Regions from separate parts of the Mus musculus genome. Here region 2 is linked to region 1. A link is a loop called in an ENCODE intact Hi-C map of the cell type or tissue named here. Cell type or tissue: left cerebral cortex. All regions are shown on one strand.

Region 1 (8,000 bases):
TATATCTAGCAGGCTTGGGAAGAGGTTGTTTGAGTCCATTAAGGTACAGAAAAGATTCATCTAAACTGAAAAATCTACAATACTTAGGTATTATTATCTTTATATAGATTTAGGGAGAAAATAAAAAGAACTAATAGTAAAAAAAGACAAAGAAAGCTGGGCGGTGGTGGCACCCGGGAAGCAGAGGCAGGCAGATTTCTGAGTTCAAGGCCAGCCTGGTCTACAGAGTGAGTTCCAGGACAGCCAGGGCTACACAGAATCCTTGTCCCCTGCATATTACCAGTGAGTGACATCCACTGTAACAACCACAGCAACAACAGGCTATCACTACAGCATTCACTGTCCCATAGACTATCGACATGCACTAGACGAGGAAGGTTACAGGGTAAACAGCAATGCCGCATCACCATTCTGTCTCTCATTCCTCAGTCAATAAAAAAACAAAACAAAACCAAAAAACCTTGTTACCACACCTTATGGGAAAGCTTCCTCTCAGAATTATACAAGCCCAAACAGAATTCCAGAATTCTAAAATACAGATAAAACAATCTATCTCAGCTACTGATATAATAAAACATATTCTAATCATGTAAAAATCGGACAAGTAAAATTAATTGAAACCCAATACTGAATGGCTAAAAAGCTAAAATAAGGATTAAGCATAAGACCGTAGACAAGAATAATCAAGTAATTTGAGTTCTTTGCAAGAGTTAAAGTGTCTCTGCCTCCTCCTTATCTACCAAGCAGCTGCCCATTTCTCACCCCCGTCCACCTGAGCGGAAGGAAGCATGCTGGCTTGATAGAGCCTGGAAGCCTGAGGGGTGATGACAGAAAACGTCTCAAGTAGGGTCTGTCGAAGGGAATGTCCCCAAATGAGACCTTTTTTTGAGACTTTCTTCCTAGCCTTCATTTCTGTCCATTTAAAAAATATTTTCTAAAATATCGTTTAAGATAAGAGTATCACTGGGCGGTGGTGGCGCACACCTTTAATCCCAGCACTTGGGAGGCAGAGGCAGGCAGATTTCTGAGTTCGAGGCCAGCCTGGTCTACAGAGTGAGTTCCAGGACAGCCAGGGCTATACAGAGAAACCCTGTCTCAAAAAACAAAACAAAGAGCCGGGCGTGGTGGCACACGCCTTTAATCCCAGCATTCGGGAGGCAGAGGCAGGCGGATTTCTGAGTTCGAGGCCAGCCTTTTCTACAAAGTGAGTTCCAGGACAGCCAGGGCTATACAGAGAAACCCTGCCTCGAAAAACCAAAAAAAAAAAAAAAAAAAAAAAAAAAAAAGAGTATCATTTAAACACACACACACAAAACAAACAAACCCAGAAAGCTGTGTGTTTGTTTCCCCAACCCTAACACCCCATATGAGGTACCGAAGTTTTTTAAAAGCCAGGCAATTTTAGTGATCAGGGCAGAGCCCCAGACTGCTTGATCCACACTGGGGAAAGGCGCCTGAGCAAGGATCTGGTAAGCACTAGACCATGCAACATAAACCTCACAGGGTGCACTGCCATCAAAGTGAGCCAAAGGGATGCACCAAGAGCCTGTTCTCAAATGGTTAGTGTGTTAGTATACCAAGAGTGGAGCTGGATCTCTTCTGTTCTAAAGATTTCCCACAGGGGAAAATCTTTTATAAACAAATCTTTACTAAAACTGCAGACAAAAATTAGTATCTTTCCTTCCAATAGCTTTTCTCCATCGTTAAAAAGTCCGAAAGGTAAGTAAAAACTAGAAACTGAGTAACAAAAATATGGATTTTTTAAATTTAAACTTGGTATAAACATGAATCAAACAGATAAACTGGAAAAAAAAAAACTTTAAAAACTCAAGGAAGCCTCCTAGTAATCTACTCCTGTAATTCCTTACAAGGTGAAGGAGAGTCAGGAGGTTCAAGGAAGCCCCTCTGGCCACACAGAGAAGCAGCCAGGCTAAGCTGTGTGAGACCCAGTTTTAACAACTCTAAAAAACGCTATCAGGGAAAACAGAAACTAGCTTTAGAGGTAAGAAAACAGTTCCTATTCCTTAGTCCAATCCAACTGTGGTTGTCTTGTTACATTTCTACAGGGCCCCAGCACAACCTTTATCTTCCAGATACACCTGACGTTTGTACACATGAAAGGCCTCAGATTTGGTTTAGACTGTCCAACAAGTGGGTATTTTAGAACTGGCCAAGTGATGATGTTTGCAGACCGGCAAAGGCAGGGTAGGGTGATGATTTAACACAGAAACAGACAATGCAGAGTACATACATAGATAGATGACTGATAGAACTCAAAATTCTTCTCAGAAAAATATAAATAAATAAAATGTTACTCACGTATGCCAATGTCCTACCAAAGGTTCAGGAATATCTGCTTACCTCTTTTTATTCTCCTGATTTGACTAACAGTAACTTTCAGGCCACTCTTTGAGAAGCCCTACCCCCATTCTAGAGGAAGTTCTCAGCTTCCCTGCTCTACAGAACCCTCCTCTGTTGTCCCTCTTAATGCTCACATCTAAATCTGTAATAAACCCTGTTCCTCATAAACACTAACTCTGCCACAAGAAACCCAGAATCTATTCCGCAGACCAGTTTACATTCTCCAACAGACCTAAAACCAAAATACAAGCCTAGTCTTTAAATTCTTCTTGCCAGATAGCCAACTGCGAGGTCCACACACTTAAGTGTTCCGACATACACTTCAACAGCTTTAACTTCAAAACCATGTCTGTGTGAGCCACAGCGATGAAGTGCCACAAGGCTTGGTTTTGTTTTCGGTTACCTGTAGTGTTTTAAATTAAGTTGAATGGCCATTACTTAAAGATGAAATGGAACAGATGGTTGCAGACGCCCAGGAAGTCAACTCAACTGAAAAGGGTAAAAGAACTTAATCGAACGTGGCACAGGCATGCTCCCCAAATCTCCGCCTAAGTAGCTCATAAACACACACTCCTTCCCCTGAAAAGGCTTTTTCTTTTAAGGTTAGAAAGCAGCGACCCTTGACTGGTTTCTTCCCCTCCTCCTTTCTTAAGGGAAGCGGTAGGAAGCCAAGACATACGCAAAAAAAAAAAAAAAAAGAGGCCGGAAAATGGAAAGCCAGAAAGCAGGACTGGGCAACCGGGACTTTAAATAACCCCAGAAGTGTTTCCAACTTGGCACACGGGAGGAGGGAGCCGCTGGGCTACCTCTCCGCAACCCCGAGCACCTCCGAAGTTCCTGAGCCGCTCTGGGAGGCGTTCCCAGGGCCAGGGGAGGCGAGGGAGCCGTTCCCGGCCCGCCCCACCCGGGCTCTCCGGGCCCGGCTCGCACTCACCTGGGCCGTAGGCCTGGCTTAGCAGCGCCCGAGCCCGGCCCCACACCGCCCGGACCCCCAAACGACCTCCGAGCCCCTCAGCCCCACGCCTCGGACCCCAGCCCGAGCCCCGGCCGCGGGACGCGCCCCGTCGAGGCTCGCCCATCCAGGGCCCCGCGCGACTCCCGGAGGACCCCCGGCCCGAGCCCCGCCGCCTACCTGTCTTCGCTCTTGTTTTTCTGTTTCTTCCCCATCGCTTGTCAACGGCGCTCGCGGCCCCGGCCCCTCGGTTCGGTGTCTCACAGACCCACTGTCTCCCGGCTGACTCCAATGCCCGCTCGGCTCGGTCCCCCTCGCGCCGCCGCCTCTCGCACCCGGCTCTCCACAGACCCGCGCACTGGGACAGGGCACATATGGTGTGAGCCCTCAGTACGCAAGCGCATCGCCCCGCCGCCTCGGCGTGGGGACGCAGGGCGCGGCTCATCGAGAGCGGCGCTTCGGCTAGAGCGTCTCCAGTAGAGCCGCCGGCCAGGTGGGAACCCAGGCGCCCCCTCGCCGCAAGTGAGCGCCGCGCACCGACGTCCGGCGGATCCCGGGTTCTAGAACCTAGAGGACGACAATGAGGCCGTTCATTTCTCACGTCGGCACCCTTCCCGGGGCTGGCTTTCGACGCAGAAGTGGGACTGAAAATTCTCCCCTGCCTACGCGGCCTCAGCTGCGGGAAGTCCATTACAGGACCACAAAGAGTCAATGATGAGCGTTCTGGGGGTGGCAGGACAAAAAATGGGATCCCTCTCAGAAACACTCATGAATTGTCAACTGTGTACATTTATTAAGGGGAAAAAGACATAAGGACACAGCAACGGGTCCCCTAATATGAATCTTCGTATGAGCAAGTTCTAAAAATTCATGTGCCTAAGAAAGTCAGGAGGGAAGATCCTGGCATGGTGAAAATTTTCTCCATGTTTCGGGGCGATGTTACTAGTGTGAGCTGTGTATAAATTATAATGTACTGTAAGCTACACTTTCGAAACTATTAAACACAACGAGAAATGAAGCCCCTCTGTCACTCAGGCTCAAGACCCGGCTCGTTTCCCGGTAGAGCCGGGACCCGCAGTCAGTGCACAAAGAACTACAATTCCCAACGTGCCTAGCGCCCATCCCTCCGGCCATTAGCCCACGTGAAGCGTAGGCTCGGAAGCCAGTAGTTCCGGGTGGCGGAGGATAGGGCTTCTCCGAGGCTTTCGTCACTCGCCACCGCCCTTTCCGCGAGTGTCTCACATTGTATCGCGAGAGGACTGTAGCCAATGAAGTGGCGGAGTTAACAGCCCCTTCTCTGCCCTTAACAATTGCTGCGAGGTTGAAACCTGTGTGAACCCGGTGGGTATTCTTGATCTGCGGCTTCCTCTCTCCGTAGGCCTCATCAATAGTCCAGGTACGGCTGAGGGTGATGTGGCCGATAGTGCCACAGCGTCCCAGTGTTGATGAAGGACACATCCTCGGCTGGGATCGAGGGAGCGGCTGGGAGGGCCTCGTCTGGGCGGCTGCGGAGGCTACGGCGCATGCGCCCCAGTTAGTGCGAAATCGGGTCCCCCCGGAACTACTCCACCAGTCTCTTGAGCTCAGGGAGTGGCGAAGAGTCTGCTGACAGGTACATGGGGTTAGGGTTTCGGTTAGGAGTTTGTAGGGGAGTACATAGGTGTCAGGGCCCCCAGTTCGTCGGTAAGAATAATACTCGATTTGGTTCAATAAATAGAAAGTTATGTCCTTACCCCCAATATAAAGGCAGTGACCACCTCCGCCTAATTCAGGGCAGCACTTTTAGTCGCGTGAAGCTCCGCATTTAAACGTAAAGGTCTCCTGTGAAATTCTCGGTGATAAACGAATACTGTGATGCAGATTCTGAGTGGCTGGTCTCGGATCCTTCTCTCTCTTCCCCGAGTTAGGGATCCTGGGAGTACAGCTTCTTTTCAGTTGTATAGTATTTATGAGAAGCTGACAGTTGGAGTTTTTAAATGACCTTATGTAGCCCAGGCCTATCGCTCCAAATATGAGGTGTGACCCTTATGCTTCTGCCCTTGAGAGCTGAGGTTGTAATCATGAGCCACCATGCCCAGGCTTATTTTGTGTGTGAGCTGATTAGTTTTAGCTGTCAACTTGATAGAATAATCTACGGTCACCTAGGAAGAAAGACTCATTGAGAAATTGGGTAGATTAGGTTGGCCAGTGGGCATGGCTCAGAGAGTAGGGATTGTCTTGGTTGCATTAATTAATCTACTCCCAGATTAATGTTGTTCTCCAGCAGATGTTGGACACAAGTAGACGTGTGTGTAATTACTTCTCTCTGCTTCAAGAGCCTGCCTTTAGTCGTAGAAGCGATGGGCTGTCACCTGGACTTGTAACGTTTATGTCAGGATATTTTTGAGGAAGTATGCCGAAAAGCAAGCTAGTGTATTTAGGGATTTCCCTGGATTCTGGAACCATAAATGAGATCTTTGATGGTTTACATCTTTATTCTGGTTTTGGCAGGTGTTGGGGCCTACATGCTGAGTTCTAAGGCCAAAATAGTGCCTCCAACATGGCATCTGTTGTGTTAACCTCTCAGGCTCTGTTACAGAGACCCTGTTTTAAAAAAAAAAAAAAAAACAACAAAGCCCCCGAAATGTAAACTTAATACTTATTTTTTATGCCCCCTCCCCCAGCACCAAGACCACTTAGAACAATGGAAGGTAATGGATCCGTCGACATGTTCTCAGAAGTCCTGGAGAACCAGTTCCTCCAGGCCGCTAAGCTGGTGGAGAATCACTTGGACTCTGAAATTCAGAAACTGGATCAGATTGGTGAAGATGAACTGGAGCTGCTCAAAGAAAAGAGGCTGGCGGCGCTCAGGAAGGCTCAGCAGCAGAAACAAGTAACCTCCCGCCCGCCCGCCTGCTCACTGAATCACTGGAGCCCAGCTCCCGACTGCACTGCAGTCATGTGACTTTCCCTCCTCACTTGCAGGATGTTCTGAATTCACATCTCCGTCAATGTTCAATACTTAACCCAGGGATGAAACATTAGGGAAGGTTTAGGCAAGATGAAGCATTTGACTGGGGCGTTGATAGTAAAAGAGAGATGAAACGTCTTCTCATAGACCAAGCTTAGGGTCCACGTATCAGAAAGAAGTATCATGGTTCTGTACGAGAAGATATTTAAGTGTTAGACTCTGCATTTTTATTAGGTTATCTTTTGTGGGGGGGCAGGACAGGAGCAGGATCTCACTGTATAGCCATGACTGGCCTAGAACTCACAGACAACACCGCTTCTGCCTACGAAGTGCTGGAGTTGAGCGCCAGCACCCCTGTTCTGTTTGTGGTTTTCATGGCCACTCAGTGACGTGGTTGGTTTGTCACACTGACTTACAAGAGAGAAGGTGAAGGCTCGGAAGGTTCATTAGAACCCTGGTCAGTTAATGCTGGGGTGGGTGTTGCCACTGCTGCCTGAGGAGGGAGAGTGAGCATCTGTTTGAGGTGTCAAGCTTTCTGCCACAGGAAAGGTAGAAGGGGCTGGAAGAGTTCCCAGGATTGTGGGTAATGGCCCTTCCTCAGCCTGGGAAGCTGAACGTTTCCTTGTGAGGCTTTTCCTTGGCTCTGGACCCCACATGGATATAATACTCTTCCTTCTGAGGACTCTGCCCACTGTTGGCTGGTGTAGAAGCCCTCCCTGTTTTGAGATGGATAGGTTCTTAAGCTCCTGAGCGGTGATGACTGCACTGTCCCCAGGATAGACGGACTTTATTTCTTGAGGTGGTTTGGTTTGTTTAGTTTTTGCTGTGGATAGGACATTGTTTCTAAGTATACCATGCTCAGTCTGTATAATGTTGCTTGTGTGTACATTTTCAAGGCTGACCGTTCGGTAGTGGATAGCCAGTTGGTGTGCTCTCCCTGGAGAACACTCTTTCTCCCACACTCAGCATCCCTTAATTGTCTGTAAGAACATTATTTTCTAAAGTGTAGAGCTCTTCCCTAGCCTGCTCTTCCTGGTTTAGTCCCTCGCATCACAAAATAAACAGAAAAACACTTTTGTAATCATTTGGATCAAACAATCCTGATTTTACTAGTTTAAAGAGCATGCATGTGAAAGTTAAATTGGTATTTTCATGTCATGTCTCTCAGACCTAAATTCTGACTGTGAAACTTAAAATGAAGCAGGTAAATCAATAAGATGCAAAACTGTCTTAATTGAACCATCATAGAGACGGTCACTCCTGCCCACAGACTAGGTCTGCACTAATTGCCACTTCGGCATAGGAAAGCCAACTGCGGATGGGAACACCTGCTATTTATAGAATTGATTCCTTTACAGAAGTACACAGTGATTGAGACATGTAAGACACTTGGTGTCACTGAAACACATTTCAGCTGGGTCTTTTTTGCTTCTCTTGAAATTAGGAGTGGCTTTCCAAAGGGCACGGGGAGTACAGAGAAATCGGCAGCGAGAGAGACTTCTTTCAAGAGGTCAAGGAGAGTGAGAAAGTGGTTTGCCATTTCTACAGAGACACCACATTCAGGTAACCTGGCTCCTGACTTCATCTCTATGGTGATGAGACATTAACGTAGACACACTGCTGACTTGGTAACTGAGAAAATTAAAAGGATAACTGCCATGTTCCTGCGTGGTGATGTGCTCACAGGTGCTTTCATTATTGTAGAGATTTAACTAACAAGCCAGCAATGTGCAAGTA
Region 2 (8,000 bases), 320 kb after region 1:
TCATTGGCTTTCTTGGGCGTGTAGATCATTTACCTTAAAACTTGGAAGTATTCAGCTCCGAATTCTTCAGCTCTTCTTTCTGCACCTTTGGGTCTCCTCTTGAGCTTCTCATGTGCACACACTGGACTTCTTGTGTGCATGCGTTGGATACTTAATGGTGTTCCACATGCCTTTGAGTCTTTGCTCATTTTTCCCACTATCTTTTCTGATCCTGAGATTGGTTAGTATTATTTCACATGGCTCGACAAGTTCTTCCACCTGAGGGTTCACCCTTACTATTGAACTCCTTTAGTGACGTTGACATTTCAGAGGCCAGGCATGGTGGCACAGTTTTATAATCCCAGCTCTTAGGAGGCAGGAATATCAGGAGTTCAAGGTTACCCTTGGCTACTTCTGGGGTTGTCTCTTATCAAAATCGTATGAAATGAGAGAAGTTGAGCAGTTATTTTTATCTGGTTGGTCTATAGGCATGTCTGTGAGAGATCATCTTGATTGGTAATCCATGGGTCTCTGGGATGTGTGCATCAGCAGAGGACAGCTTGTTGAAAGTGGTTCTTTCTGTCTACCATGTGGGTTTTTGGGATAAAATTTTGGTCATCAGGCTTGGAGGCATCTGCTTTCCTCACTGAGACACCTTACCTGTTATACTTTGTATATATTTTTGTATTATCTGTTTGTTGAGATGTCATTTGCCTATTTTCCCTTATATATATACTTTCTTATATCTTTGAACATACTTTAAATGGTTCATCTGTGTTCTTAATCTAGTAAATATAACATCTGCACTTCATGTGTATGGACCCTATTTTGTTTCTTTTGGTGTCCTATAATCTTTAGTTGAAATCTTTATATATATATAAACACAACAACTTGGAATATCCTCTTTGGAGTTTTTTGTTGCTTTTTGTTATATTTTTTTGTTTTTTTTTTTTTTGTTTTTTTGCTTGTTTGTTTGTTTGTTTGTTTGAGACAGTGTAGCCCTGTGTAGCCCTGGCTGTCCTGGAACTCACTTTGTAGACCAGGCTGGCCTCGAACTCAGAAATCCGCCTGCCTCTGCCTCCCGAGTGCTGGGATTAAAGGCGTGCGCCACCACTGCCCGGCTGCTTTTTGTTATTGATTATTGACTTTGTGAGCCAAGTCTATATGGCTTGTGTTTTTGTCATGTATGGATGCTAAAAACTTTTATATGGCTCACTTAGTAGCCAATCAGGTAATGATTAGATGGACATTTTGGAAACACTCAGGACCAGCGTTTGGTGAGCACCTCCGTGTGTACCTGTTAGAACGTTCCTTTCAGCACTTGGCCAGGCCATCCACACCTGTGACTCCCCATTTTCTGTTTCTGCAAAGCATTGAGGTTAACCAGAGGTGAGTGATCTGGTCAGCTCAGGTCTGACTGTGTGCTCAGGCCTGCATGTGGCCTTAGAGATGAGAGGTCTGGTCAGCTCAGGTCTGACTGTGTGCTCAGGCCTGCATGCTGCCTTAGAGATGAGGGGTCTGGTCAGCTCAGGTCTGACTGTGTGCTCAGGCCTGCATGTGGCCTTAGAGATGAGAGGTCTGGTCAGCTCAGGTTTGACTGTGTGCTCAGGCCTGCATGCTGCTTTAGAGATGAGAGGTCTGGTCAGCTCAGGTCTGACTGTGTGCTCAGGCCTGCATGCTGCCTTAGAGATGAGAGGTCTGACTGTGTGCTCAGGTCTGCATGCTGCATTAGAGATGAGAGATCTGGTCAGCTCAGGTCTGACTGTGTGCTCAGGCCTGCATGGATCGTAGAGATGAGAGGTCTGGTCAGCTCAGGTCTGACTGTGTGTTCGGCCTGCATGCTGCCTTCTGGGTTCCCAGGAACCTGCCAAATGTCCCTTTAGCAAAGCTTGGTAGCTAAGTCTCCTGTTCCCGCAGCAGTGACCATCTGCCTTAGGCGTCTGTGAAGTACTATTTGGCTGTAATTGACTCTAACAAACACCTTATTTGGGAGGTGAGATGTTTTTCACATTGGATAAGCACCTTCCTAAATTACAGTGGGTTTCCCCTTTCTAAAGTGAGGGAATTAATACATCTTCAGCATCATCAGCATCATCGCCACCACCACCACCAGCAGCAGCAGCATCATCGCCACCTGCAGCAGCAGCTTCATCATCATGGGATGGAACTTTAAAGAAGCCTCAACCTGCCGAGCAGTTGGTAGCGCACGCCTTTAATCCTAGCACTTGGGAGGCGGAGGCAGGCATGGGGTGGGGAGGTCCTTATTCCAACATTTTCTGAATGTTGATTAATTAATTTGATCACTAACAGTGTCTTGACTCCCACGGACTGTTAGCTAAGCCAGCTCAGTTTGGTCACATGTTCACTCTGTCCCGAGGCATGTTATATACATCCTGTCACAGTGAGCTCTATTGCTTCAAGAAGTCGGGGGCTGACTGCCAGGTGAGAGCCCAGCTTCACCATCTTGCTGTTCTCAGCATCTAACGTTCCTCTCACCCGTGTTGCTTGCTCTTCCTTACACAGTTTGTGCTGGGCTTATGCACCTAATTTTTATCATACTTCACCGGACATATCTTTGCAGTAATTCCATCATTCCAGATTGTAAACATTCTCGCTGTTGAAAGCACTATCACACTTCTTAGGTATGATTTATTTCTGCCAAGAATGTTAGATAGTTACTCTGTATTAATCTCCATTAAAAAGGGGGGGGGGGAGGAAAATGCAGTTGCTTTTCCCACCATGCCTTCCCCAGTGGCGTGAAGTTCGAGGAGCGACTTCTGAGTCGGTCTTCCTTTAGGGTGTTGATCTTAAGCCTGGAGTTCAAAGGTCATGTTTGCTATCCAAGTTGAGTGCCAGCTGCACCCTTCCCTGTTGATGAAAGTGATTTCAGCCATGGGTTTCTGTCATTGCTTTGACTGGATGTCTGTGTGGGTTGTAGCTTGTGTACTTGAACTTGACTACTCGGTTGTCATTTGTTTCAAGGTTTGCGGCAGGAAGCCCAAGATCGTAGTCTGTCATCTTGACCTCTGAACCATTTGGGTGATGTTTGATGCTGGGGACTTTGGTGCTCATCCTGGCTGTCTCTGGAACTCAGGGCCTCTCATCCCTGGTAGGAAAGACCAGTTTATCTGGCAGGAGGTTCTAGCCTTCCCTCCCTCTGCTGCCCTCTGCTGGCCATGCTGGGCGACAGGACACCTGTAATTCTGTCTTTCCCCAGCACAGGCTGCTTCCCAGGCTCAAACCATCTCATGTGGGTGGCACTATTTCTGAATCCCAGTGAGTGAAGACGGACAGCCAGAGCAGGCTTGCCTGGAGGTGGTGTGGGTGGGTCTCCATGTGCTGCATTTTGAGAGCTGCCAAAAATACCAGTGAGCAATAATCCCTTCCATTAGCTCCTTTGTGCATGACATCATCTCTTTGGGTCTGGAACAACAGTCTGTGTGACAGACCTTGTCCTCTTCTTGTGACAGCTGAAGGACTTACTAGGGAGGGGACCCCAAGGCTACAGGGAAGACAGCAAGGTGGAATTCCTTTGGCACTCTTCAGACCTGAGTGTACCATTCTGTGGTGCAAGGTTACTGCACCTGGCTGATTGTACCGGTCGCACTTTGTATTAGTTTTGGAGCTGGTGGGAGCAACCCGCTGCTGTGCCTTGTTGTACTTTTGTGGTGTGCAGAGGCCCTGGCTGGGACCAGTGGGTGCCAGGGAAGACACAACTCACAACCTTCAGTCTTGTATGAGCCCCAGCAGTGACTGCCATTCAGAGGTTATTTCGGCTAGTGCTGGGCACACAGTGGGTAGCACCTGAGTCCTGGGAGGTGGATGCAAAGAGGAGTACCAATGGATCCTTAGCCATTAGTCCAACCCATCAAACCCCAATCCTCCTGCCTCTCTGGCACTCTCTTTGGGTAGCATTGAATCTTCTCCTGTTTTGGTCCCTCTGGATCTGGTGACTTACCCGACTCTGGACCACTGGTGATTCATTCGGAGTGTCTCATCCTCCCCACATGAGGCAAAGGCTCACTGTCCCAAACGCCCTCCACAGCTCTCTGTCAGTCTAGCTGCCACTGAGTCTGTCTTCCCTTGTCATCTCACTCAGAGGCCATGAGTCTGAGATTTCCTTTCTCACTGGAGAGCACGAGGCCCTCAGAACCACGGGATCCATAGAGGGGTGGCCCAGGGCTGAGAGTTTGCCCATCTTCCGGGTTACTGGGCTAGTTAGATGGGATTTAAAAGCACGGACAGTGCCTCTGCCACTCGGAACTCTACAACACATAGCTCTTCATTGGCTGGCACCCACCTTACAGTTCACCACCATCCACCCTGGATGCAGCCTCACTAGAAGTATACCAGCCCCGTTTGTCCCAGAGATGCAAAAGCTGAGCCAGAGAAAGTACATCCAGACAGCCTCAGGGACTTCAGATGCTCTTGACGTCACTCAGCCACTGCTGCTGCTGCATGCTCATGAAATTGGTTGGGACTTTTTTTCCTTTCCTGCAGATAAGCCTTGCAAAGGGTGGTTGGCATTTAAGAACAGATTTTCATGGTCCCCACAACTGAAGCCCCTGGTAGCTGACTTCAGGAGAAGCTGCGGCTGCATACAGAGCCTCTGGGTGTGTGGGTTTCCTTTTCTCTGCAGGCATCCTGCCAGGCCCAAGAGATAAATCCTTCCAACAGTTCCAGAAAGCCCTCAGTCTCACTCTCCTTGGTCTGAAACCAACCACAGGTCACCAAGGAGACGCAACAGCATTGACTGGATCGATCATCTCAAGCCTGAGCCATCGGCTCCCATCTCAGGCTACACCGTGTATTAAGAGTGCGGCTTTGGCAGATTCTTATGGAATCTGGGCTCTCAACATAGTTTCCAGTTCTGTTCAAAGCATGGTCCCCTCTGTCCAGCGGTGCCTAGGAGTAGGACTCCTTTTGAGTAGAGAGAAACCTAATCAATCATTAATCCATTACCCATGGGTCCTCATTTCTAGGTGCTGCCTACTGTGTGCTGAATAGGGGCTGAAATTCCACCTCAGCTGGCCTTACTTGACCTCCAGTGGCTCACAGGGAAAGCATTGTGTGTGGGAGCAGAAGCCTTGGACATCGAACTGAGCCTGCCTCAACCTGGTCCACTTGTGACTTGGATCCATCGCCCTTACTGTCCCCTTTCTGGGTTGGAAAGCATCCCGCCCTTCCCTGCAGACTCTAGGTTCTGTGTGAAGAGCAGCGCTTCCAGGGAAACCCAAAGCCTGCACTGTAAGAAGCAACTCTCAGAATGGACTGGGTCAATTCTGAGGGCCTCCTATCTCTTCTCCAGAGGTAGTGCTCCCTGATTCCCACCAGACAGATTCCTGCTGGACACGGCGGGCTTCCGAGCCTGCATGAGGCATGCACTGAATTCGCAGCAGCAGCAGTTGCTTGTCTCTCAGGTGAGCACTGCATGCTTATATTGGAGGTGCATCCCCATGGCACTAAGTTGGTAAGCATCAATTTAGGCTTACCTCATGTATCGAAGGTTACACCCAGAGGTCACAGCATACCTCACTCCACCGTGGCTGTCACCAGAAATCACGTGGGAGCTTAAATGACCTGACACCCAAGTTTCACTGTGAGCTGAGCAGTTTAAAGCCATGGTTCTCACGTTTGGTTCTCCCGAGGGTCCTGTGAGGGTTTGGATGCTGATGATGTAGAGAGGGGCTGAGGGTGTGTAGATCTCTGGCCAGCTCCCATTGGGCTGCCTTCCAGGTTTCTCTGTGTCAGGGACACTGGCTAGGGTCCCCCTTTGGAGGCCTCCTAATCTTCCCTGGTGGGTGTGTACATTGACCTGTGCCAGGTCCTTCCATTACAGACTCCAGCCCATTGGGCTGCCTGTGGGTAGAAACTGAAATTGGACTTGTGGCCTCCCATTCCTGGAGTTCTTTACTTGGTTACAGGCAGGAACCTAGTGTACCCCCATCTAACCTATCAGCCAGGAAGCCACTGGGACACCCAAGAGATCGGGGCGGGGGGATGGAAATCAGGGGTGGGGCAGGTTTTCTAAAGAGGAAAGCCCCCAGGCTGGGTTGCCTCTCTCTCAGAGCCTGAAACTCTGAAAAGGAGCTCTCATGTCTCCTTAGCACCCCTAGGGGGCAGAGTCCTTGCGGGGAGCCTCCTCTGAAGGCAGGTGATTACACAGAACCAAGTGATGTAAATGGGTACCCGTTCACATGTCCGGGCAGGGCTCCATGTGGGGCTCTCCTGGTACCCCTCTTTTCCCCTCTCTACTTGGAGCACAGAGCACAAGATGCCTGTCCAACGGTACCTGCAGCTGTTTGTAGTACTCTTGCCTCTGGCTGGAAATCTGGTAAAAATGGAGGTATAGAGGAAGAACCTTTAGGTTCTTCGCTAATGAGCTCATGCCGGAGGGCTGGGAAGCTTGCTGTGCTTCAGGAACAGGCACCCCCAAATAGAGTCCCATTGCCTATGGTACTCTGTGTACTGATGCTTCCTGTCAGTCCTACTTGCATGTGTGCATGTGTGTGTGCATATGTGTATTCGAGTGTGTGTGTGTTCATGAGTGTGTGTGTATGTGTGAGTGCATGGATGCATGTGTTTGTGTGTGCATGTGTGTGTGCATATGTGTATTCGAGTGTGTGTTCATGAGTGTGTGTGTATGTGTGAGTGCATGGATGCATGTGTTTGTGTGTGCATGTGTGTGTGTTTGTGTGTGTGTGCTCGCGCGCTCGCGTGTGCATCTTTGCATTGTGCCAGGTATGCCAGGCAAGCGCTCAGCCCCTGAGCCACACTCCCACCCTTAGTCTGCCTGGTGATGAAGGACTCTGTCACCTGGCTCAGGTGAGATGTTCCTAATGTTCAATCGAGCTTCCATTCAAGGGGAAAACACGTGTTATTTAGGAGAGTTGCAGTATGTGGTAAACTGTGTGACCATCACACTTTTGCTTACTGGAAGGGGAACGTTGAGAAGTGCCCAGTATTCTTGTTTATTTGTGGGATCCTGCCTGCCCTCCTTGGTCCCTTTCCTGTGCATCAGGCAATGGAGGAATATAGTAGTTCTCCCTAGGGAGCATTGTGCCCACTGCGGTGACGCAAGTGACCCTTGCCAGTGGAGCTGTATTTCTATCTTAGTAACTGTGCTCAACTTGGTGCTAGGGCGTACGCAGACGCCATCAAGCATATTAGTACCATCTTTGGAGACTTTTAGTCTGAGGAGCCAGCTGGACCCAAGAGACATTCAGTGCTGAGTGGCAGGGGCCATCAGCATACTGTGGCCACCCCCGCTGAAACAGTTAGGAAAGGGGGAGGCTTGCTGCCTTTTTTAGGCCTTTGCAATACAGAGGCTGGAGTGATTTGGAATTATTAGGTGTTTGCACATAATGAGCCAATGTGTCTCCATATTGCTCCATGTCCCCGCTCTCCAAATGTGATGCTTCAAAATCACAGACGAGGGAGATATTTATGTCACACCAAACCAGCCCCCGGTTCTGAATCACACGGGGGCACTTTGTCAGCGGATCTTACCAAATGAACAAGACAAAATGAACTCTTTGGAAATAATTTTTATCTTAGCTGTTTAGAAGAAAGTTTAACTTGACAAAGGCTGCTAAAACGGAGGTGCTATGTGCTAAAGCTGTGGTCAGGGGACAGGGGACAGTTGGGGGGGGGTGGCTATTCCAAAGTGAGGACCGTGAAAGAGCCATATGGAACACCACTAGTCTGTAAGCCTATTAAACATATTTTAATAAAGTTTGACCAAAAGTACCCCATATTAATAAACGATGTTGCTCTCAAGACATGGGCCATTAAAAGAAAATCTCAGTGCCAGGCAAGCCCCTACAAGTTACCAGTCTGAGAGGTTTCTGAGACACGCACAACATAGCCTGTTGCTATTGCTCTTGGCTGCCCACTGTCACTGGATGGCAAGATATTATTGCTGAATATACCATGTACTTTGGTTATAGGACACAGAGAAATCAACCTCAAAGTGACAAAGACACTCCATGCTGTCCAGCTTTCACAGTCCCAGAAAGTGC

The links. A loop is a pair of places that touch in the nucleus more often than their neighbours do. Peaks named below come from ENCODE experiments on the same cell type or tissue, not always from the same donor. Only the 100,000 strongest peaks of a DNase experiment are listed, where the experiment ranks them.
Region 2: a loop joins it to region 1, with 2.4 times the contacts of the local background. A loop is called at or near these places in 7 of 42 quality-filtered maps.

Annotation. Positions count from the first base shown.
Region 1 is chr1:37,993,818-38,001,817 of GRCm38, reverse strand. Txndc9 (thioredoxin domain containing 9) reads left to right here and starts at 4,610. Exons shown (of 5, transcript NM_172054.4): 1 at 4,610-4,709; 2 at 5,977-6,185; 3 at 7,708-7,826. The coding sequence starts at 5,997. Eif5b (eukaryotic translation initiation factor 5B) reads right to left here and starts at 3,808. Exons shown (of 24, transcript NM_198303.2): 1 at 3,494-3,808. The coding sequence starts at 3,528. In left cerebral cortex, a CTCF peak has its summit at 3,830; DNase peaks (open chromatin) are centred at 3,761, 4,520 and 4,807; H3K4me3 peaks cover 3,327 bases; H3K27ac peaks cover 2,240 bases.
Region 2 is chr1:37,673,741-37,681,740 of GRCm38, reverse strand. The region is part of intron 1 of Cracdl (capping protein inhibiting regulator of actin like); the gene reads left to right. Among named protein-coding and RNA genes, the nearest start is that of Gm39628, 6.8 kb to the left of the region's middle. In left cerebral cortex, CTCF peaks have their summits at 3,155 (motif pointing left) and 6,102; DNase peaks (open chromatin) are centred at 3,244, 3,988, 4,478, 7,275 and 1 more place; H3K27ac peaks cover 4,179 bases.